Linked DNA regions of Homo sapiens: region 2 is linked to region 1. Evidence: chromatin loops called from intact Hi-C (ENCODE). Cell type or tissue: natural killer cell. All regions are shown on one strand.

Region 1 (5,000 bases):
CTCGTGATCCACCCACCTTGGCCTCCCAAAGTGCTGGGATTATAGGCGTCAGCCACTGCGCCTGGCCTATTAAGGCTGATGCTTAAAAAAAAAAAAAAATATATATATATATATATATATATATATATATATATATATATGTATATATATTATATATATATATATATATATGTATATATATTATATATATATATATATATATGTATATATATTATATATATATATATATTTTAAATTTTATTTTGAAAAAAATCCCAAACCCACAGAAAACTTGAAAGAGCAGTACAATGAACACCCATATATGAAGGCAGGTTTTCAAAAGCATTATATTTATTCAACACGCCTACCCTTGGAAAGAATTCAAAACCCCTTCAAAGGTCTGAATTAGTTTAACTTTATCTTAAACTGTTACTTAGGAGTACTTTTCCCTCATAGACATGTTGCCTGCTTGTTCATCCCCCTCCTCCCAGCCCCCAGCACCTTATTAGTGTGCCTCGTGCATAGTGGGCATTTCCTAAAGCTTGCAGGATTAAATAGCGAAGACTATGTCGTAGTTAGTATGGGGGAGCCAGACTGTCTGGGTTCAAAACCTGGCTCTACAACTTGACCAGCTGTGTGACCTGAGGCAGTTACTCTCGCCACCTTACTTCCCCCATCTGTGAAATGGAGGGTAGTGATACAATATATTTAATGATGTTGGGAGGATTAGTTGATGGACATAAAGCATGTAAAATAGTGCCTGGGCCAGACACGGTGTCTCACGCCTGTAATCCTAGCACTTTGGGAGGCCAAGGCGAGCAGATCACCTGAGGTAAGGAGTTCAACAGCAGCCTGACCAACATGGCGAAACCCCGTCTCTACTAAAAATACAAAAATTAGGCAGGCGTGGTGGTGGGTGCCTGTAACCCCAGCTACTCGGGAGGCTGAGGCAGGAGAATCGCTTGAACCCGGGAGGCGGAGGTTGCAATGAGCCGAGATCGTGCCACTACACTCCTGCCTGGGTGACAGAGCAAGATTCCGTCTCAAAATAAATAAATAAATAAATAATAAAATAGTGCCTGGCATCTAGAAAGTGCTTAATAGGTGTTAGGGACACTTGAGACTTAAACACACTTGGTATTAACTTTGCTTTGGTGATTGCATGTAAGTCATTTGGCCGAGTTGATGGCCTCCGAGTTTTCCTTGGTAACCATGAGAGAGACCCAAGAAAACCGGGAATGTGGCTTCGTAGTCGTCCCTCGCCTGAGAGGATTGCCTACGCTCAGCACATAAGTAGCAGGGGCTTCTTGTGACCAGTTTCCACTCATGGAGAGTTTCTAGCTGTGCTTATTAAAAAGATATTTGAGGCCGGGAGTGGTGACTCACGCCTGTAATCCCAGCACTTTGGGAGGCCAAGGCGGGTGGATCACCTGAGGTCGGGAGTTCGAGACCAGCCTGACCAACATGGAGAAACCCCGTCTCTACTAAAAATACAAAATTAGCCGGGCATGATGGCGCATGCCTGTAATCCCAGCTACTCGGGAGGCTGAGGCAGGAGAATCACTTGAACCCGGAAGGCGGAGGTTGTGGTGAGCCAAGATAGCGCCATTGCACTCTAGCCTGGGCAATAAGAGTGAAACTCTGTCTTAAAAAAAAAAAAAGATATTTGGAGGGAAAGTCGCCCCCCGTCCACTTCCCTTTTATAGCCTGGCTAGTTGCTGCCCTGCTAATAGAACCATCTTTGAAGAAAGAGCTAGCATTTGTTTTACCCACAGACCGGTAAGATCTTCTCTCTCAGGGTGAAGCCTAGGCTCACAAAAGCCTGAGATCAGAAAGTCAAGGGTTAGAGAGAGCAAGTAGGTGCAACCCCAGAAACCTCCACTGTCTGGCAAGCCAGAGAGTCTTGGGGCCCCCCAACAGACAAAGTTGTCTGGAATTTTCTTCACATAGGAAGTGTAGAATGGTAGATGTCTTAAGAGCCAGAGGCAAGAGAGGACTGGGGAAAGATAAAGGAATTTGTTTATTTTATTTTATATTTTATTTTATTTTATTTTATTTTATTTTATTTTTGAGATGGAGTCTCACTCTATTATCTAGGCTGCAGTGCAATAGCTCCATATCGGCTCACTGCAACCTCCGCCTCCTGGGTTCAAGTGATTCTCCAGCCTCAGCCTCCCAAGTAGCTGGGATTACAGGTGTGTGCCACCACACGTGACAATTTTTGTATTTTTTTAGTAGAGACGGGGTTTCACCATGTTGGCCAGGCTGGTCTCGAACTCCCAACCTCAGGTGATCTACCTGCCTTGGCCTCCCAAAGTGCTGGGATTACAGGCGTGAGTCACCGTGCCCGGCCAGGAATTTGTTTAAAGGTATACTCTGTGCTATAAAATACTGCACCTAATGTTAGGCTTTGACGGCTATAATATCTGACTTTGACATTGAGGTGTATCTGCCATATAATTTAATTAACGTGTGATGCCGGCACAATGCCAGAGAGTCAAACATTCTGACAGCTCTTGGAAGCCACATAAGTCCCTTTGAAGTTCCCCCCAGTGAAGTGACACACAGAGAAACCTCCTATGGTTGAGGACAGCCCCTGATACGGTATCCAGAAATTTAGCTGCGTCTTGGTTATATTGGATGGCACTGGCAAAGCCACCTGCTGGTTTGCCACAGTTCTGGAGGTCTGCTGTGGTTTCTAAGGGCCCCAACCATGGAGACTGGCTCTTTGGGGAAGAAGAACTCATTCTTCATCAGGGACAAAATTGGGAGGTCTCCTGTTTGCATATTTTGTTCTACAAAATGTTTTTTTCTTCCTCAACTTTGCTTAGTGCAAAGTCATTGAGCTGCACACAGGAACGTAAATTAGGTAAGAGGCATATTAACCAAGGAGAAAAAAGACCATAGACATCTATTTTGCACATAATTATTTAACACCCACCATACGCCTACCAAAGCTTTGGACATTTATAGCAGGAACAAAAACAATATCTTGGACATCATAAAACTACATTTTACTGGGGAGAGAAAAAGTACATGAGCAATAAAAATATATAATATTGCAGGTTGTAATAAATACTCGGAAGAATTAAGAAGGGTGTGAGGCTACAGAGAGATGGAATGTTCTTTTATGTAGTTAGTTATTTCTATCTACAGCAGGTAGAACGAGTGTTCTTTTAGATGGTAGGTTGTGCAGTATGAGCCTTGGGTTGACCGAGTAACGTGCTCAGGCGATATATCAATAAGCTCTTGTCACAACACTGTTGTATCACAAACCACCTCAAAACATCAGTAAGCACTTATTTCCTACATACATGTCAGTGGGTCACCTGTGGTTCACTGGTCTAGAATGTGCTCAACAGGGCTTGACTCCAAGTGTGGATTGGATCTAAAGCTGCTCCACGTGTCCCTCATCTTCTACGGACAAGTGGGCTACCTGGGACATGTTCTTCTCATGACAATGGCAAAAGTGCAAGAGGGTAGAGTGCAAATGCAATGACTCTTAAGTCCGGGACTCAAAATTTGCACACTGTTACTTCTGCCTACATCTATTGGCCAGAAGAAGTCATGTGGCCTGACATCGGTGGGATGAAGAGGCATGCTCTACCTCTAAAAGGTGTGGACACAGGGGGAGGTGAAGCACTGGGAAGAGTAATGCAATCTGAAACAGGTGTTTCAAACCAAAACTATGTATCTCTAGCTGTGACATTTATATATACAAACACATATATCAAATGATAAAACGACCCTTGTTGAAACCTTCAGTTTTAGATTAAATTTAAATAAATCCATGCAATAATTACATTACCCTCCCCGAGATGGTTTATGATGTCACCAGAGGCTTCTGGGTCATTGCCGCCAATCTCAGGAAACCTGGGAAGATGGGCCACCGGCCATCCCAATGCTGAGAGACAAAAAGGCCATGAAGGGCCGGGCGCGGTGGCTCACACCTGTAATCCCAGTACTTTCGGAGGCCGAGGCAGGCAGATTACCTGAGGTCAGGAGTTCGAGACTGGCCTGGCCAACATGGTGAAACCCTGTCTCTACTAAAAATACAAAAGTTAGCCAGGTATGGTGGTACACGCCTGTAATCCCAGGTACTCGGGAGGCTGAGGTACGAGAATCACTTGAATCCGGGAGTGGAGGTTGCAGTGAGCCGAGTATTGTGTCACTACACTTCAGCCTGGGCGAAAGAATGAGACTCTTTTCTCAAAAAAAAAAAAAGAAAAGAAGGAAAAGAAAAAAGCCATGATGGAATGGAGACCTTTCTTCCTACAGGGGTTTCCCTTGCAGGAAAGGTACAGGTGGGAAAGCTCAGAGGAGACCCCAGACCGAGCAAGTTTCCTTGCTTACCTCTAAGCATGTCTTGGAGATGTGGCATAGGATCCAGGAGGTGTGACTAAAAGCTAGACTTTTAGCCAGTCTCGCAGGCTGTGCAGGACACACCTTCATCTGTTGTATGAAGGTATATGAGCTGGCCAAAGATTCGCGTTCTTCCTTGCAGCTCCTTTTCCCCCCAGTTCTGCCCACCTTTCTCTTGCTGTCCTTGAATAATGTGGGGGGGATTCCTAAGTGTCTCTGCAGAAAGTGATGATTTCTAATTTTGGGCCTCCTTTCAATGAATTCCTCCAGGGCTCTGCAGTCAGCCAAGTACTGGAACCTAGCCCTTCCCTTTAGGAAGGAAAGCTCTTGGTTCAATTGATTCCGATGGTTAATGGAATCTCATCACCGTTGCCCAGAGTGGTTCTAATCAAAGGAATCCACTGTCTAAAAATTCAAGGTAGCAGCATCAAGGTTTACATCTTGTAAGCAAAGAGACTGGGGCACTGGGGCAGATATGTTTTATGGTGGAGCCCCATGGGGATTCAGTCTCTTATTTGGGAGAATTCTGGCTCCTGGCTCCAAAGGTGTGTGAGTTGATCCATCTTCTGTAACTAATCCTAGCCTGGACTTGGAAGGGGGACTGCCTTTTTTATTTTTTGGTGTTTGGTTTTTGAGACAGGGTCTCATTCTGTCACCCA
Region 2 (5,000 bases), 76 kb after region 1:
GATGACTGGCCTGAGAGGGAAATGACAAACAGTTCCTCTAACCACTTAGAAGACCCACATTATAGTGAGCTGACCAACCTGAAGGTGTGCATTGAATTAACAGGGCTCCATCCTAAAAAACAACGCCACTTGCTGCACCTTAGAGAACGATGGGAGCAGCAGGTGTCGGCAGCAGATGGCAAACCTGGCCGGCAAAGCAGGAAGGAAGTGACCCAGGCCACTCAGCCTGAGGCCATTCCTCAGGGGACTAACATCACTGAAGAGAAACCTGGCAGGAAAAGGGCAGAGGCCAAAGGCAACAGAAGCTGGTCGGAAGAGTCTCTTAAACCCAGTGACAATGAACAAGGTATGCGGGGGCCACCCCTTGAGTGTTCACCCCGCTCCTGGAGGGTGGGTCATCCACTCTCTGTAGGAAAGGGCTTTTGAGGAGATCTTAGAAGGCCATAGCAATTGACTTCAACGAAGATGTGGCAGGCAGGGAGTTCTCTCTTGATGTCCTTGCCCGTGGTTGCACAGGAAGGAAGTCTGAACACCTTCATTCCAGCCTCAGGCTGTCTCCAGTCTCTGGGTCCTGAGCAACCCAGACCCAGTGGGTAGGGGGCAGGAAAGCAGGAAGAGCCAGCTTCTGTCCTCTCTTCCGGGCCCTTTGAAGCAACTTGCCACTTGGCGTTTTGTGGGTTAACTTAGGTGCCGTTTGAATGTGGTATAATTAAAATATTAATGCTTTGAAAACATAATTGGTGTATCTTTAAAAACTGAAGCCGCTCCAGTGATCAGTGTTAACAATGGGCTTTTCTTCCTGCACTGGCTACAACTGTGTAACGCCCGCTTCTTCTCCCGTCTCCCATCCGCCCGCCACCCCGTCACCCCCTCCGTATTTAGGCTTGCCTGTGTTCTCCGGCTCTCCGCCCATGAAGAGTCTTTCATCCACCAGTGCAGGCGGCAAAAAGCAGGCTCAGCCAAGCTGCGCACCAGCCTCCAGGCCGCCTGCCAAACAGCAGAAAATTAAAGAAAACCAGAAGACAGATGTGCTGTGTGCAGACGAAGAAGAGGATTGCCAGGCTGCCTCCCTGCTGCAGAAATACACCGACAACAGCGAGAAGCCATCCGGGAAGAGACTGTGCAAAACCAAACACTTGATCCCTCAGGAGTCCAGGCGGGGATTGCCACTGACAGGGGAATACTACGTGGAGAATGCCGATGGCAAGGTACCTCTTGACCCCGGCTTCCCTCTGGGGCCTGTGCGAACACATCCCCGCCTGCCTGCTTCCCAGCTTGAGGGGACAAAGCTTTCCTTTTCCTGGACTCCTCCCCCACACCACACGTCACTCCCCTGTCCTAGAGGAGCATGTCTTCTGGGTGGCAGCGAAGTTTCAAACTAGTAAGAATGAAATCCCTTCCCCCAAACCCTCCTTTGACAGGCACCCCCCACCCCCAAAAAAAGATAAGGAATAAAGTGCCTCTCTCCACGCAGGTTTGTCACGTGGGGAGGAGGAGGGGAAGCAGCGGCTGTTAGAAGGACACGGGCTTAACCGTGTGCGCTGCTTGGTTTTATGATAGGTGACTGTCCGGAGATTCAGAAAGCGGCCGGAGCCCAGTTCGGACTATGATCTGTCACCAGCCAAGCAGGAGCCAAAGCCCTTCGACCGCTTGCAGCAACTGCTACCAGCCTCCCAGTCCACACAGCTGCCATGCTCAAGTTCCCCTCAGGAGACCACCCAGTCTCGCCCTATGCCGCCGGAAGCACGGAGACTTATTGTCAATAAGAACGCTGGCGAGACCCTTCTGCAGCGGGCAGCCAGGCTTGGCTATGAGGTGTGTCCCTGTGGGCGCTCCCTGGGGCTGCAGGCTGGGGGGCGGGGCCTGCGGACTGTGGTGGGCGAGGGGAGGGACATGGAGAGCAGAGCTCAGCCCCCTCCACATCGGGGCTGGGCCGGTGCTCCAACAGGATGTTTGTGTTAGCCCCACTCTCACTGCTGTCTCTTTGGTGGCTTGTTCAATCGCGGTGTGGAAAGAAAGGCCTCTCTGATGTTCAGTTCGTGTTCAGGCAGGTAGGCTGCTACGGCATCCTCCAGTCTCGCTAACTTATCTCTGATATAAAATCTGACACAACCCAGGGCTTGGCGACTAGGGGAATTTTAATGAGCCCTTTTGGATTCTGATTAGCAAGGGGGAGAGAAGTTATTAGCTCTATCTGGGGCTGCTTGTACTGTTTCGGGTGGAAGGGTGGCCGTGTAGGGGGAGTAGGCAGGAAGTAGCTGTGTAGGTCACAGAGGGAGGGGGGTGGGGCAGACCTAAGGTCTCTTTCTGAGTGGGGGGGTACAGTAGCCTTAGGGCTGAGGGCTCTGGAGGGAGGGACTGAGACTTTTCCCTCAACTCACTGCTTCTCCCCAGCCCCCCTGCTCATCCTCCTCCTAGCATGGGCCATGACAATGATAGCTTACGTTGACGGAGCCCCTAAGATCCAAAGTAACTCATTTCACCCTTTCATCATCTTTGTGCAGTAGTAACTAATATTATTCCCGCTTTCAGATGAGGAAACTGAGTCCCAGAGGCGTTACATGATTTGAACAGATAATAATCCAGCAGCCTGGCTCCAAAGCCCAGTCTCCCCCCATCCCCCCAAACTCGGCTCCTCTCCAGGACTGGCTCCCATTGGAATCACGCTTTTCACAGTTCAAAACCTACGTCTGCCCCTGTGCGTCTCCCCACCACACACTTGTCAGTTGAGATAGTGATGTAATAGCCCACAGTGCAAAGACATTTTTTTTTATGCTGGCATCAGCTCTCTAGGAGTCGTGGTGAAAATAAAATGCGGTTCAGCAGGCTGAGTGTGAAGTGTGGAGAAGCACCCGGGCGACAGGATCCATGCCAGGCCATGCTCAGCTGTGGGCTCCCGGAATTCAGCCAGAGCCCAGGCTCATGCACCTTAACCATGCTGCAGTCAGCAGTCTGCTGTGCCTTGAGCCTTTCCTGATGGGGTGACCCAGCTGCCAGTCTCCCTTTGACCCAGAGCCCACCCTGGGGCATGATTGTGTGGGTGGGAACTGGGATGCTGGCTCACACCTGTGGGATGGTCCTTTGAAGCACTAGCTAGGTATTTTTGGTTGTATGTGACTTTGTCTATTCATACCAGCTTGTTTCTTATCGATATCTCTGGATTATCTTTGAGGGAACTCTCTAGAAGGATTTGAAAATTAGCTCAGTTACTTGCAGATTAAACCCAAGTGGCAGCCAGTTGGTTTCCCATAAGCTGAGAGCAGCGGCGCCTATGAGGACAGGGTAGATGCAGCGTGCCAGGCAGGGCCACTCATTCCTACGCATGATTGGGAAAATGGACTTGTGCTTCCAGCAAACACCAGAGGTAAGGGAGGGCTCCAGGGCAGCAAACTTGCCGGCCATAGCGGGGTAGGGCTCCTGGCCTGGTCTTTGATCCTGGCTTCATTTCTGCCAGTCTCACCTTTCTGAGCCCAGAGCTTCAAGAGACCCTTGTGGGTGCTCTAAGGAACAGTTTCCATTCTGGTGGTTTTCCTATAGCAGGCCTGGACTAAGGAACACTGATCCATGCTTTCTTAGGCTACCAGGCCTTTGGTGCAAGAAGCCTTGAGAATGTTTATGGAAGGACAACTTTTCCCCTTCAAATGTAAATGTCATTATAGAACTTTCCCAGGTCATCAGTTTTGATGCTGAATGTTTTAATTACTAGATGAAAGCTTTCAACTTTGAATCCAACTTTCTGGGATTTCTTTAGTCAGAAATTAAAATGTTAGGATGATAGTCCATTCAGATGTGGCAGTGTAAACCCTTTAAAATAAAAGAACAGTTTGCTTAACAGGATAAGGTACGGTATGAATGCACAGCTTTGGGAGAGGTTTCCCAAAACCCCTCTTTATCATTGTCTTCTGCTTAGCTAAAAAGATACCACATGCAATAAAAAGGCTGCTCAAGCTTTGTTTTCTGTTAATCTGGTTCTTGAGGTTTAGAAACACCCTCTGTCTTCAGATCTGTAATAGACCACCTGAAAGGCCAGTTACAGTTGAACCTGTCTGTTCTTAGGCTAAGATGCCAATGTGGAACCGCATGTGTGTGCATTTAGTAGTGATGGTTAAGTTTTCTATGAATCGAATAAATCATGTTTTTAAAAAAGTTAATGAGGCATTTAATTAATTAACAATGTCGGGTTTATGGCCTTTATGGTTACATTTTGCGGTTAATGTCATTCAGCTTATAGCTGCTTAACAGAGAATTGTCCAACAAAAACAGTTTGATTTTGTTTGGGAATGGGCGGGCTGCCCTTCAAACACTCCCATTTCCAGCGTGGAGAATAAACCAAGTAATGTAATGGGTAGACAGACTTGTCTGGCTTCTTCATTCTCTCTGTTGGTGACAGCGGTTGCCACCCATTTAAGATCCCATCACCCTCCCATCTAGGAGAGTGTCATTAGCCTGCTTGACCCCAACAGAAAAGGTGCAAGGGATGCCGGTCATGGCTGGATTGCAGCCCTCTAGCCAGGGCCCTTGATTGGGCCTTTGGAAACTTCCCAGCAGACCCGTTGCCAAAAGACCTGAGTTATGGGTCTGATACTTTGTGTTAATTGAATATGGGGCTTAACCTCTCTGGGCCTCAACTTCCTTGAGTGTTGAATGAGACTCATACCACTTTTCCTTCCTGAGATCTCACAGGTCACTGTGGGATATGACATACACATTTGGGAACATCAGAAGTGTTACGGTGGCCAATGGCAAAACGTCTGACCTGGTTGTTGGGTTACTGTTGTCTTGCCTGCCATCCTCCAGGATAACAGAGTTGACTTACCCTTCAGCCTCGACATCTTTCATTTCTATGTTCCCTCAGATCAGCCCTAGTAGTGATGAAGGTTTCCAGGTGAAGGCCATAATTGTCAGAGCAAATAAACCCTGGGTTGATAGGACACCAGGCCGGCTGCCGGGATCCGGGTAGATTGATCTGTGCACAGCAGTCGGTGGCGCTTAGAGCTGAT

What was found. Peaks named below come from ENCODE experiments on the same cell type or tissue, not always from the same donor. Only the 100,000 strongest peaks of a DNase experiment are listed, where the experiment ranks them.
Region 2: a loop joins it to region 1, with 5 times the contacts of the local background. A loop is called at or near these places in 1 of 110 quality-filtered maps.

What each region holds. Positions count from the first base shown.
Region 1 is chrX:40,134,597-40,139,596 of GRCh38, reverse strand. It overlaps a transcript of BCOR not described here. Among named protein-coding and RNA genes, the nearest start is that of BCOR, 39 kb to the right of the region's middle. In natural killer cell, no CTCF peak of the experiment used is centred here; no DNase peak of the experiment used is centred here.
Region 2 is chrX:40,058,954-40,063,953 of GRCh38, reverse strand. It overlaps BCOR (BCL6 corepressor), which reads left to right. Exons shown (of 15, transcript NM_001123385.2): 8 at 2-346; 9 at 883-1,208; 10 at 1,561-1,815. Among named protein-coding and RNA genes, the nearest start is that of BCOR, 37 kb to the left of the region's middle. RefSeq lists an enhancer at 4,605-5,000. In natural killer cell, no CTCF peak of the experiment used is centred here; a DNase peak (open chromatin) is centred at 2,003.